3 separate regions of the Homo sapiens genome follow, and regions 1 and 2 are each linked to region 3. Evidence: chromatin contacts called from ENCODE Hi-C or POLR2A ChIA-PET data. All regions are on one chromosome and are shown on one strand. The core of a region is the stretch at or near the end of the contact, and the rest is flanking DNA. Distances in the headings are between cores, read along the strand shown. Region 1 has its middle 12 kb from the start of SPARC. Region 2 holds the start of CLMAT3 (colorectal liver metastasis associated transcript 3). Region 3 holds the start of SMIM3 (small integral membrane protein 3).

What was found. Hi-C counts contacts between places; a loop is a spot of excess contacts on that map. ChIA-PET counts read pairs that join two places held with the same protein, here RNA polymerase II (POLR2A). Pooled maps may share reads with other maps.
Region 1: a map with no recorded cell type shows a loop between it and region 3 (5-fold over the local background). The contact joins the enhancer-like site here to the promoter of SMIM3 in region 3. A Hi-C loop is called at or near these places in 2 of 37 single-sample maps with no recorded cell type and 1 of 50 pooled maps. POLR2A ChIA-PET finds 5 or more read pairs at or near these places in 1 of 52 experiments (BJ).
Region 2: a loop to region 3 is called in a map of ascending aorta, with 4 times the contacts of the local background. The contact joins the promoter of CLMAT3 here to the promoter of SMIM3 in region 3. A Hi-C loop is called at or near these places in 1 of 168 maps with a recorded cell type or tissue (ascending aorta), 1 of 37 single-sample maps with no recorded cell type and 7 of 50 pooled maps. POLR2A ChIA-PET finds 5 or more read pairs at or near these places in 1 of 52 experiments (BJ).

Annotation. Positions count from the first base shown.
Region 1 is chr5:151,697,226-151,700,874 of GRCh38, forward strand. No RefSeq gene overlaps it. Among named protein-coding and RNA genes, the nearest start is that of SPARC, 12 kb to the left of the region's middle. RefSeq lists an enhancer at 2,234-3,055. Within about 2 kb of position 2,091, at least 24 of the 41 ENCODE cell types and tissues checked have a DNase peak (open chromatin) inside an H3K27ac peak, as active enhancers do.
Region 2 is chr5:151,675,287-151,678,972 of GRCh38, forward strand. CLMAT3 (colorectal liver metastasis associated transcript 3) reads left to right here and starts at 1,659. Exons shown (of 5, transcript NR_109873.1): 1 at 1,659-1,761. SPARC (secreted protein acidic and cysteine rich) reads right to left here. Exons shown (of 10, transcript NM_003118.4): 2 at 846-915. The coding sequence starts at 902.
Region 3 is chr5:150,777,393-150,781,218 of GRCh38, forward strand. SMIM3 (small integral membrane protein 3) reads left to right here and starts at 1,365. Exons shown (of 2, transcript NM_032947.5): 1 at 1,365-1,580. It overlaps LOC124901110, which reads right to left and starts at 3,009. Exons shown (of 2, transcript XM_047417995.1): 1 at 2,515-3,009; 2 at 1-2,159. The coding sequence starts at 1,729. The coding sequence ends at 1,088. RefSeq lists a silencer at 1,260-1,449 and an enhancer at 1,887-2,748.

The DNA.
Region 1 (3,649 bases), core at 841-3,340, 920 kb after region 3:
TGTTTGAAATATTGGGCTTTTGTCTAAAATTTCATTTCTTTTTTATTTTTATTTGTACTTTGTTTTTATTTTTTAATTTTTAATAAAATTTTAATTTACGTTTCAGAGAAACTTCTCTAGTAACGAACTATACAAATAATCCCTGAAAGTATAGTCTTGTAAGATTTCATTTCCAAAGGCGGTTTCGTTAATTAAAAAAAAAAAGTTTGGAATGCACTCATTTATTTTCAGCCCACTGGCTCTCCAGGTGAAGAAAAATGAACCCTGGAGAGAGGGGGTGATCTATCCAAAGACCCAGAGCATCGCAAGCTCTCCAGGGCTCTGTGGGAAGGGGGAGAGTTCCAAGATCCAAGCAGAAGCCACGGAAGACTCGAGCCTGCTTGCTGGAAGCTTTCAGTTTGGTCACTCTGGGCAGGCAGGCAGCTGGCAGTCCCTATGTCCACCCCGAAGCTGGAGGAAGAGACTCCATCTATTAGCCCAGCATCTCCCCGAAAGGAAAAACCAGAGGCCAGGTGCTGTGGCTCACGCCTGTAATCCGAGCACTTTGCGAGGCCAAGGCAGGCAGATCACTTGAGCCCAGGAGTTCAAGACCAGCCTGGGCAACACAGGGAGGCCTGGCTCTACAAAAAATACAAAAATTAGCCTGGTGTGGCATGGGCCTGAGATCCCAGCTAGTCAGGAGGGTGAGGTGGCAGGATCACTTGAGCCCAAGGAGGTCAAGGCTGCAGTGAGGTGTGATCCTGCCACTGCACTCTAGCCTGGGCAACAAAGTGAAACCCTATTTGAAAGAAAAAAAAAACTGCCAGGTGCGGTGGCTCATGCCTGTAATCCCAGTACTTTGGGAGGCCAAGGCAGAGGGATCACCTAAGGTCAGGAGTTCAAGACCAGCCTGGCCAACATGGTGAAACCCCTTCTCTACTAAAAATATAAAATTAGCCAGATGTGGTGGTGCATGCCTCTAATCCCAGCTACTCAAGAGGCTGAGGCATGAGAATCACTTGAATCCAGGAGGTGGAGGTTGCAGTGAGCTGAGATCATGCCACTGTACTGCAGCCTGGGCAACAGAGCGAGACCCTGTCTCAAAAATAAATAGATAGATAGATAGATAGATAGATAGATAGATAAACAAAATGAGCACCGGACAAGGATTCGAGAGACCTGGGCTCCTCACCCAATCATTAAATGATATGGGCAAATCCTTTTCTCGTTCTGGGCCTTACTTTGCTCATTTTTTTTTTTTTTTTTTTTTTTTGAGATGGAGTCTCACTTGGTTGCCCAGGCTGGAGTGCAATGGTGTGATCTCGGCTCACTGCAACCTCTGCCTCCTGGATTCAAGCAATTCTCCTGTCTCAGCTTCCCGGGTAGCTGGGATTAAAGGCACCCGCCACCACGCCCAGTTAATTTTTGTATTTTTAGTAGAGACAGGGTTTCACCATGTTGGCCAGACTGGTCTCGAACTCCTGACTTCAAGTGATCCACCTGCCCCAGCCTCCCAAAGTGCTGGGATTACAGACGTGAGCCACTGTGCCCAGCCATTTTGCTCATTTGTAAAATGAGGCTATTGGGTTAAGTTATAGTTTCCAGGCAGTGGGTGATGAGAACCAAGATGATGGGGTTCAGATCCTCCTGAGAACCCCTTAGAGGCAGCTGTTGTTTTGCTATGTTAATTGTAAACGAGGATTCTGCAGCTAATAAAATGCTTGAAACTCACGAGGCCATGTAACTTAAAGGCCTTTTGACCATTAAATTCAGTGTTTTCCTCCTCTTTCTGTCTCCTGCTTCTCTCCCTCCCCTGAATTCCTTACTCAAATCCCTGAGTTTGCTGGCAGAGACTTCATGATTCTTCAGGGTTGCAGCCCTAAGTCTATCTTGCTATCTCTCTAGAGGCTGGACTCTGCCCTTTCACTTGCAGCATGGGAGAAGAATTGTTTCTTTCCTAAGATCATTAGGGAGACCCAAGGGTCAGGACAAATCATAGCCAGCCACCCCATCTGGCCCAATGCTGAGCTCTCCAGCTCCCCCGTCTCCCACTGAACGGCTCGCTTCCCAGCCCCATCCCAAGTTAGGTTATTCTCCTGATTCAGACATTTTTGTGGTGTGAAATCATCTCCGCCCAGCCAGCCGAAGCTGGGAGCTCACTCCAGCCCACTGCAGCTTGCTGGCCCTCCCTTTCCCTGCCACGTCCCCACACCCTCAGCTCCTCTTCTCCCAGCACTCAGAACTTCCATTTGATTTCCTTTCAATTCTGCAAAGAAACAAAGAGTGTCAAGGGCATGTTGGATTCAGCTCTGTCCTCTCCCTGTAGCTCCTGGTGCAGGTCCTGGCTCATGATCAACCCCTAAGGGAAAGTGATTAAAATAAGTTTGTTAAATCAAGACAGAGAAAGGAGACAAAGGAAGACAGACAGAGTCAGACAGTGGAAGGGAGAGACAGACACTGAGAGTCTGCCATGATTAAGAGAGAGACAGAGGCCAGGCATGGTGGCTCATGCCTGTAATCCTAGCACATGGGGAGGCCAAGGCGGGTGGATCATCTGAGGTCAGGAGTTTGAGACAAGCCACGCCAACATGTCGAAACCCCATCTCTACTAAAAATATAAAACTTAGCTGGATGTGGTGGCACGCGCCTGTAATCCCAGCTACTCGGGAGGCTAAGGCATGAGAATCGCTTTAACCTGAGGGCCGGAGGTTTCAGTGATCCCAGACCATGCCACTGTACTCCAGCCTGGGTGAAAGAGAGAGACTCCATCTCAAAAAAAAAAAAAAAGAAAGAAAAGAAAAGAATGGCCGGGCACAGTGGCTCACGCACTTTGGGAGGCCGAGGTGGGCAGATCACGAGGTCAAGAGACCGAGACTATCCTGGCCAACATGGTGAAATCCCATCTCTACTAAAAATACAAAAAAAAAAAAATCTAGCTGGGCGTGGTGGCGCATGCCTGTAGCCCCAGCTACTCGGGAGGCTGAGGCAGGAGAATCACTTGAACCCAGGAGGTGGAGGTCGCAGTGAGTGGAGATCCCGCCACTGCACTCCAGTCTGGCGACAGAGTAAGACTCCGTCTCAAAAAAAAAAAAAAAAAAAAGAGAGAGAGACAGAGGTGGGAGACAGAGAGACAGAGAGATGAGACAGACACAGAAACAAATGCAAAGAAAACTTACCTGAAACTTAGCAACAAAGCAAAAGGGTGACTGCATGTCCTCTCAGTGTTAGACTGGAACATGGTCTGACAAGTCCATCCAGGGATCATCTTCTCTAGGGGTTGTGCTACCTACTATTGATGAGGGCTCTGACTTTGAAGTTACATGTTAACTTGCAGGTTTCTGTCCATTAGAAACAAAACAAAAAAAAAGAACCCCAGAGGTGACAGTGCAAATGCCTTGCAGGGCGTTAACCGGTTTTGTATATTACCCAGCAGCCTTTTTCCAGCATTCTTTCAATGCAGTAGCTGTATAATCTCTTTTTGAATTCTCTTTGAACCAACTTTACCATGCTGCTTATTCCCTCATTAATGGGTTAAAAAAATCATTAACATGTGCTCATTTTTTATTCATTTTTATTCATTTTTTATGAGTCATGTTTTTAACTGTTAAAAACTGTATTCTGATAAGAGAGGCAGAAATAGAATGAGACAGAGATGAAGAAAGAGACAGAG
Region 2 (3,686 bases), core at 409-2,908, 900 kb after region 3:
TGAGGGGATCACAGGTTGAAAGAAATTGCACTTTTTGCCTGCCCTGTTTCTTCCTCCTCTCCTTGTGAAGGCTTCCAGATGAGCTGTGGATAACTACTCCTGTCCCTGCATGCAATGCTTCGAGGAACTGTCTGTCAATCAAGGGGCCCCACTCTCACCTGGCCAAGAAGCTGGCTCAGGACCCAAGCTCAGCCAGATTGGCTCTCATTTTTTGAATTTATAAAAACCTTCTTGGCACATTCTCTCAAGATGTGAAAATTGCTGGAGTTGATTCATTCAGACAGCAATATCTCAGAGACTGTCCATTAGTTCTTAACTCCCAAAGCCTAGAGCTGCCCTTTTCCAGTCCTCCCCAAGGCCTTTAATATTATAATCTACCTCTGTATCTTCCCCTCCTTCCCCAATTTAGTCAGATTGAACTGTTGCTTACAACCAAACAACCCTCACTGTTTCAGAAGCCAACACATTCCTCTCTCTATAGCTTGAATCTCTTCTAATACCACCCCTACCAGAAATCCCCCACATCCTGTCTCCTGCCTGCTTGAATTCCTCATATGACAAAGAGGTCATTTCCTTCTAAAGCAATCCTAGTTCATTGCTGGGAGGCTCTGACTACTAAGAAGTTTATCTAACATTACATGGAACTCTCTCTTCTCTGATACCTCCACCCAATGGTCCTCATCCCAGTTTTTATCCCGAGCTTCCTAACTTAAGAAAAAAAAAAGACCACTAACTTGAAATGGGGAAGTCCCTGTTCCCTTTCAGCATCCAGGGCTGGCAGGCTCAGAACCCCTGGTGCTAGCGGTAGGAATGAAAACAAGAAGACATGATATTTAGGTACTTACAGGGGCTGCCAAGGCCCTCCCGGCCAGGCAAAGGAGAAAGAAGATCCAGGCCCTCATGGTGCTGGGAACCCTATGGGGAGGAGAGATTGAGAGTTCAGTGAGGGTGAGACTTCCTTATGGAGATTTCCTTCTGAATTCCTGATATGTGCAAGATAATGTTAGATGGTACAAGTTAAATGATAGTGAAAAACATGAGGAGGTTGGTTCCATTTAATATTCTTTCAATTCTGCTTATATGAGAAGAAAGTCTCAGTTTGGTGCCAAGATGTCTTAAACACCTCCTTTATACTCATCTATCTCCTTTTTTAACAAAAAGAGAATAAGCCTCCAGCTCAGAGCTTCCACAGGAAGTTATATCCAGCTGGAACTGAATCAAGTTGTTTTGTTTTTTTTATGTGTTTGTTTTTACAGTTTCCTTCTATTTATGACAAAGGTACACAGAGTTTTTTCCATTTATGGTAGTGATATAAAATCTGCTTTTGTAATACATTTATTAAAGTTTTTGCAAAGTGATTCAACTAAGGTGATGGGCTAACTAGTTAAGTTTGGGCAATGCCAAACCAGATCATCTTCAAGGTCCCTTCAATCCCTGATATTCTAAAATTATTTTTTTCCCTAAACCCAATCTCTCCTCTTCCTCCTCTGTCGCCTCCTCCCCCTCCTTCCTACTCCCTCTGCAATGGGAGAAGTTAATAGGCAGGAACTTCTTGCCAGTTTGGGACAATGAGATCCACATTCTAAAACAAAGAACAATAGTCTTGGAATGTAACCCATGGAAACTTGAGGGTGGCCACATTTTTCTCCATTCTACCCAGAAGAGACAGCACTTCTTTAGGTCCTGTACGGAAACCATCCAGATGCTTCCATGTGTTGCAGAGGGGATGTTAGCTGAGATCTAGAAAATACCTCTGTTCTGGTAACTGTTAAGGCCTCATTCTCTAAATGCCAAGCTCTAGACTCTAATACTCTCATGACTATAAGGGATTTTGGAGCAGTATCTCCTCTGAGGATTCAAAACTAAAATGCTATTCCTAACAGAGGCTCTGTGGTGGAGACATTTCATTTCTTGCACTAACTAAATGGCTTTTCATTCTCAAGTGACTTTAGAAAGTTCTTTCTTTTACTGATCTAAATGTGCCTCCCTCAAACTTTCTGATCTGTCTACCCCATCTCCCCTGCAGCCACAAAGAACAAACCTGCTCTCTCTACCCACAAATAACCTTCCATCAGGAGCAACAGTGGCCATGTCTTCCCTCTTTCTTCTCCCAAAACCTCCCTGTCAGGCTCATCATCCCTTATTTCTTCCAAGACTTCTCAACTGACCAAATGGTGGTGGGAGGTAACCCGGCATCATGGAGAAAAATACTCAGCTTGAAATTAAATGCCAGGGGGTCTTGTTCTACCACAGTAGTATCAAGTCTTTTGGTCTCTCTAGACCTTGGTTCCCCCATCTATCAATTGAAATGGGTAGACTAGGTGAACTTTGAAGTGGCAGCCTCGGTCCTTAAAATGCTCTTAAGACACCCCAAGCACATTCTGGTCTTGACACATATGGTCTCCTCTGGGATCATATGTCTTCACTTGTACTATAGCATTTGGGAAGCAGAAACAGGCAGAGGAAGAGCCCACTTCATAATGGTCCTTTCTTGGGCTTAAAGAGACACAAAACCTCACCCCCTATTGCACAGAGTGAATGAAGTAAAACTAACAGAAATGTAAAGGACCTGGGGGTTTGGTATTGCTTCACAATAACCCCAACTTCCAGAGGAGTCTAGTCTTCCCTTTTGAGGCAGCTTGTGGAATGTTCCTCCCCTCACACAGTTGTTCACTTGTTCCCCAGGCTTAAGTGGAAAAATCTCCCTTCTTGCTTCCCCTTTTGGAAGACGCAAGATAAATAACTCCTGCATGTGGCTTGGGACAAATGGAACAGAAAAGAAAACATCAAGGAAGGACTTGTCTGAGATAGTTTGAGGTTGAAGGATCAAAGTGAAATAGCAGCTAAAACAAAACAAAACAAAAAGTTACCCTGTCTGAGCTATAATGACAGGGAAGTCATGTTATTGAAGAAATAGCCCAGCTAGGACTGGAAATGTAGTAAGCTTCAGATTAGAAAGACAGGAAGACAGACATTTCCCTGAGTCTGCGTCCTTCATATGAGCAGAGTAACCGCGCTCCCCTCTGTGACCAGGGGAAGGTTTCGCTGGGCGGCTCTTCTGTCTGTCCTGCCTCCTCATCTTCCTGAATTCCTTTTCCAGCTGCACACTCACCCTCCCTGCCACCCCCATCCCTGCTGTTGCAGCCAGAAGAGAAAAATAACTCTAAGTCTTATAGTGCTGCTTCATAGTTTCTAAAGCACTGTCACATAACACTGTCTCCTAGAGCCTTCTGACAATGCTGGGAAGTAGGCAGACAGGCATGGAAGGGTTCTTAGTCCCACTGTCCTAATGGGGAATCTGAGGTTGAGAGGGAGGAAGCACTTGTCCAAAGTCATGCAACAATTCAGGCCCTCTCCAAATAGGCAAGCGTTCTCACTCATGGAGTTGGGGTGAGCCTAATAGGAATTACGCTCAGACAAGTGGGAGTGGGGGAGAAATGCAGAGAGACTGTTAAGAACAGAACGCAAAATCTTGGAATACACCTTAAAAGTTTTGGAAGAAAACTGTAAACACAAACACAAAATCTGGGTCCTGCCCAGCACCCGGTGCTACACCACCAGTCCAAGAGCACTTTTCCCCCAGATGATGAGATGGGAGGGAAGGGAAGCGGCTGAACTATTCCAGATGCACAGCCATCTCCCTGCCTCCCCACGAGATACCTCTCTGAGGCTCTCTAAACTACCAC
Region 3 (3,826 bases), core at 115-2,614:
CAGAGGGAAGCCAATGTTCACAGCAGGGCACATGGAGTTACCAGTTGTCCACCCAAAGGAACTCTCATCCCCTTCACTAACCAGGGAAAATGTCATATTAAGATTGTCCTCCTGTTGCAGTGAGCCGAGATCATGCCACTGCACTCCAGCCTGGGCGACAGAGCGAGACTCCGTCTCAAAAAAAAAAAAAAAAAAAAAAAAGATTGTCCTCCTTCAATCTTTTTTTACTATTAAATGAGAGCTTTGTATTAAACTATTCAGAATTGGGTTGTCCTTGTTTTTAGGTTCCCACACTATCTCTTTTGAATAAAACATGTTGTTGGGTGACAGCCCTTAGGGTTTTTCTCAAATCATTTCTCATGTGAATCCCCTTCATCCTCACTGTCCTTCCCTTAAGAAACTGGCGTGTGATAATGATGATTTAGAGGTCATTTCTGCTGACCTCATCCCTGAATCAGAGGAAACAGCATGGAGTAAGTTCTAAGTTCGGGGCCCACACCATATCAAATTTAGGCCTGGGGAAGGCAGTATGGCTCTTTCCAAACCCTCCAAAACACTACTGGGCTCCAAGACTGCTCAAGGTCTCACTGATAGTCAAGGCTTGTGCTCCTTTTTTTCAGAAGAGTAAGATTAAAGAAAACCACTGTGAATTAAAAAGTGTGGGTGCCAACATGGGACGGGAGTCCCCCCTCACTCCATGGATGACATAGAGGGGGCAGAAGATTACAGAATTGGCATTGTCCTGCGTGGAAGCTGGGCCACCCACAGTGGCGTGGGAAGCCTCTCAGATGCTGGATTCTAATGGGCTCTTGATCACCTTGGATTGGGCTATTTCATTGTTATCACAAAATAAACAGGATGCTCCAAGTCATGTTATGGCAGAGAACCAACCAGCTTCACACTGGTCCTCTAAACCAATCCTCACAACAGGACTGGGAGACAGGTGTTACCTTTCCCACTTTACAGAGAATGAAACAGAGTGGCAAAGCCTCCGAAGGACCCTACACTTCGGACATCGCAAAGCAGGATCTGAGTCCCGGCTCCTCTGTCCAAACCTACTTGCTAGGCTTTCTTTCCCATGTCTACTCTATAGCTGGAAAGGTCGTGGAGGACACATTTTAGGCCAACCCTCTCGGTTTACAATCCAGAGAGGGGAGACCCTCAGAAGCCAAGCGACATGTCCACGGCTACGCGGCGAGTGTGTGGCAACGTGGAAGGGGAGCCCGAGACGCCCTGGTCTCTCCCTTCTCTCGCAGGTTCCTTTCTCCCCGAACGCAGCCCGCAGGGGACGCTGGAGGAGGAGCTGAGCTGGAGTTGCCGGGGCCCCGGGACCGGGCGTTCCGGGGGCGGTCCCCAGCAGCCGCGCATTCCAGAGCCAGCAGCGCGTCCTGGCCGCTCCTGCGCTCTCCCGCCTCCCGGGGCTCGGAGGAGCCGGGGCACGTTCCAGGAGCTGCCTAGGGCTGAGGTTCCAGGCCTGGGGGTCGCTTCCAGCTGCCAGATCCCGTGCAGTCCTGGGGACCCTGAGAAGCACCGAGCCATCCCTGACCCAGGAACTTTCCGCAGACTCGCCGCCATCTGGGGTGAGTGGGGCCACCGGGGGATTGTTTGTGGGGCTCTGGCAGAGCGGAGCTCTTCGGATTCGCGACCTACCTCTAGTGCGGCCCCTTTCCCCGGGCTCCCAACGTTCTTCTTTATGTCCGGTCTCTCCTCCCCATTTCTCCCTTTTCATCACTTTTGTATTTCTTGCCCTCACCCCCTCCTTTTTCTCCTGCTGTCAGCTCTTAAGTTCGAGCCTCCTAGTGCACAGAATTTTGGGCCTGGGGGAGGCGGAGCTTGGGTGGGCGAACCCCAGCCCCACTCGGAGACTGGCTTCTCTCCGGGTCCGCTGCCCTTGCCTTCTCGGGAAGCCTCCTCCTCGGGCAGACTGCCACCTCCTGGCTCTCCAGGCCCAGCGTCAGGGTTCAGCGCCCGGGCCTGAGCACCTGCTTGGGCGCTGCGCTGGGTTTGGGTCTTTGCACTTACCTGTCCCGCTTTTCTCGAGGCCCCGTGTAGAAGGCGCCAGGAGTTTGGAGTCAGGAGTGGCGGGTTCCAGCCCTGGTTCTGTCACTAACTGCTTCACCATCCTTGTTTTTCCATCAGTGAAATTGGGAAAACATTTTCTGCGTGCAGAAAGCAAAGGAGAAAGGACATGAGCAAAGTATCTTGGAGAGAAGGCTTCCTTCAAGCTCCCTCCTGCTGGTTAGCTGTCCCTTTCCTGAGGACGTAGTTGTTCCAGTTGCTGGTTGTTTTGCTCCCTAGTCTCCCCCATGCCAGTTTCTTGAGGGTAGGGACTGCCTGTCTATCGTCATCTCTGAGGCATTCTCAGCTCTTGGAGCAGGGCCTGGCTAACAGTAGGTGCTCCATACATATGTACTGAGTGAAAGGATGAAAGGTGTAACCCCCCCCGCCCCCCCCACAAATTGAAACAAACCTCAGGGGCTGTTATTCTGATTGAGGGCCAGGCTGGGCTCTTACTTATGCAGCTGCACTTGTTTCTTCTGGACCAGCTGGAATCCTGCTGCACCTGGGGGCTGAGGAGTCTCCGGTTCATCTGTGGTGAATACTAAGGTCCTCAAAGCTCCAGGGTGTGGTGGTGAAGGCTGCGCAATCACACAAGTATCAGAGATTCCTTGAACATCTGCTATGATGCGTGCTGCTACTGCAGTGGCCACATAGTTTGGAAGGATTGGGGATGCCTGAATTAGGTGGAGGTGGGAGCGGGAAGAACAGGTACTCTGGGGGTTAGGAGACCCTCTGAATTACCCTAATGGAGGCATTTCCCCTCTCTGGCCCTTGTCTTCCCTATCTGTAAAATGAAGACATGGGAGTGGAACAGATGTTTGTCTGTGGTTGAGCATGACATGCTCTTTGGTTTATGCAGGCCGCACAGCAGCCATCTAGACACACGCAAAGCAGCACAGCTGAGCTTTAGGACATCATGTGCTTCTGCAGTGACAACTGAAAAAAACTAAAAAGTGTTTTCCTGCTCCAGCCGGGACCTCCTGTTCCCAGCTGTCCTGGGACTGTGAATCATGCTGTGGGGGTTACAAGTCATGCTTCATGAACTCTCCCACAAGTGACCTCTCCGAACCTCAGAACTGTGGCTCCATGACACTAAAGATCTGGGGAGTCCCAGAGAACAGCCAGAGAACCACTGAGTCGCGGTGAGGTGTTAGAGATGCAAAACAAATGAGAGACTCTGGGGGCCTGTGGTCAGGTCAGATCCTGGGCCCTTGGGGGTGACAGACCAAGGGGATAAGGGCCAGTCACAGCCTCAGATGCTTTCTCAGCCATACGCCAATCCTTTAAACGTTGTGCCTCCATTTCTTCTCTATGGATTGAAACATGCAAAGGAAATACCTCCAAGGAAAGAGAATATCTTGGTTGGGTGTGGCGGTGGTATAAAAAATGGGCACGTGTACTCACAAACACAGTTTATTGAGGTATAGGAGTAAGTGTTGGCATTGCGACACCCTGCCTTGTCCTCCCCCACCCTGACTGGCCCAGTAAGCGGAATGATGTTATAATGATCATACTTGCCATTTACTGAGTACTTACTATAAGCTAGGCATGACTCTAAGCATTTTACTTGTATTAACTCATTTAGGCTTTACCACAATCCTATTAGGGAGGGACTGTCATCACCTCCATTTTATGGATGAGGAAACTGAGGTCCAGAGAGAGTGACTCACCCATGATCACACAGAAAGTAAGTGGCAGAGCTGTAATTTGAACGCAGGCACCCTGGCTCCAGGGCCTATTCTCTGAACTTCATTGGAATTGGGGG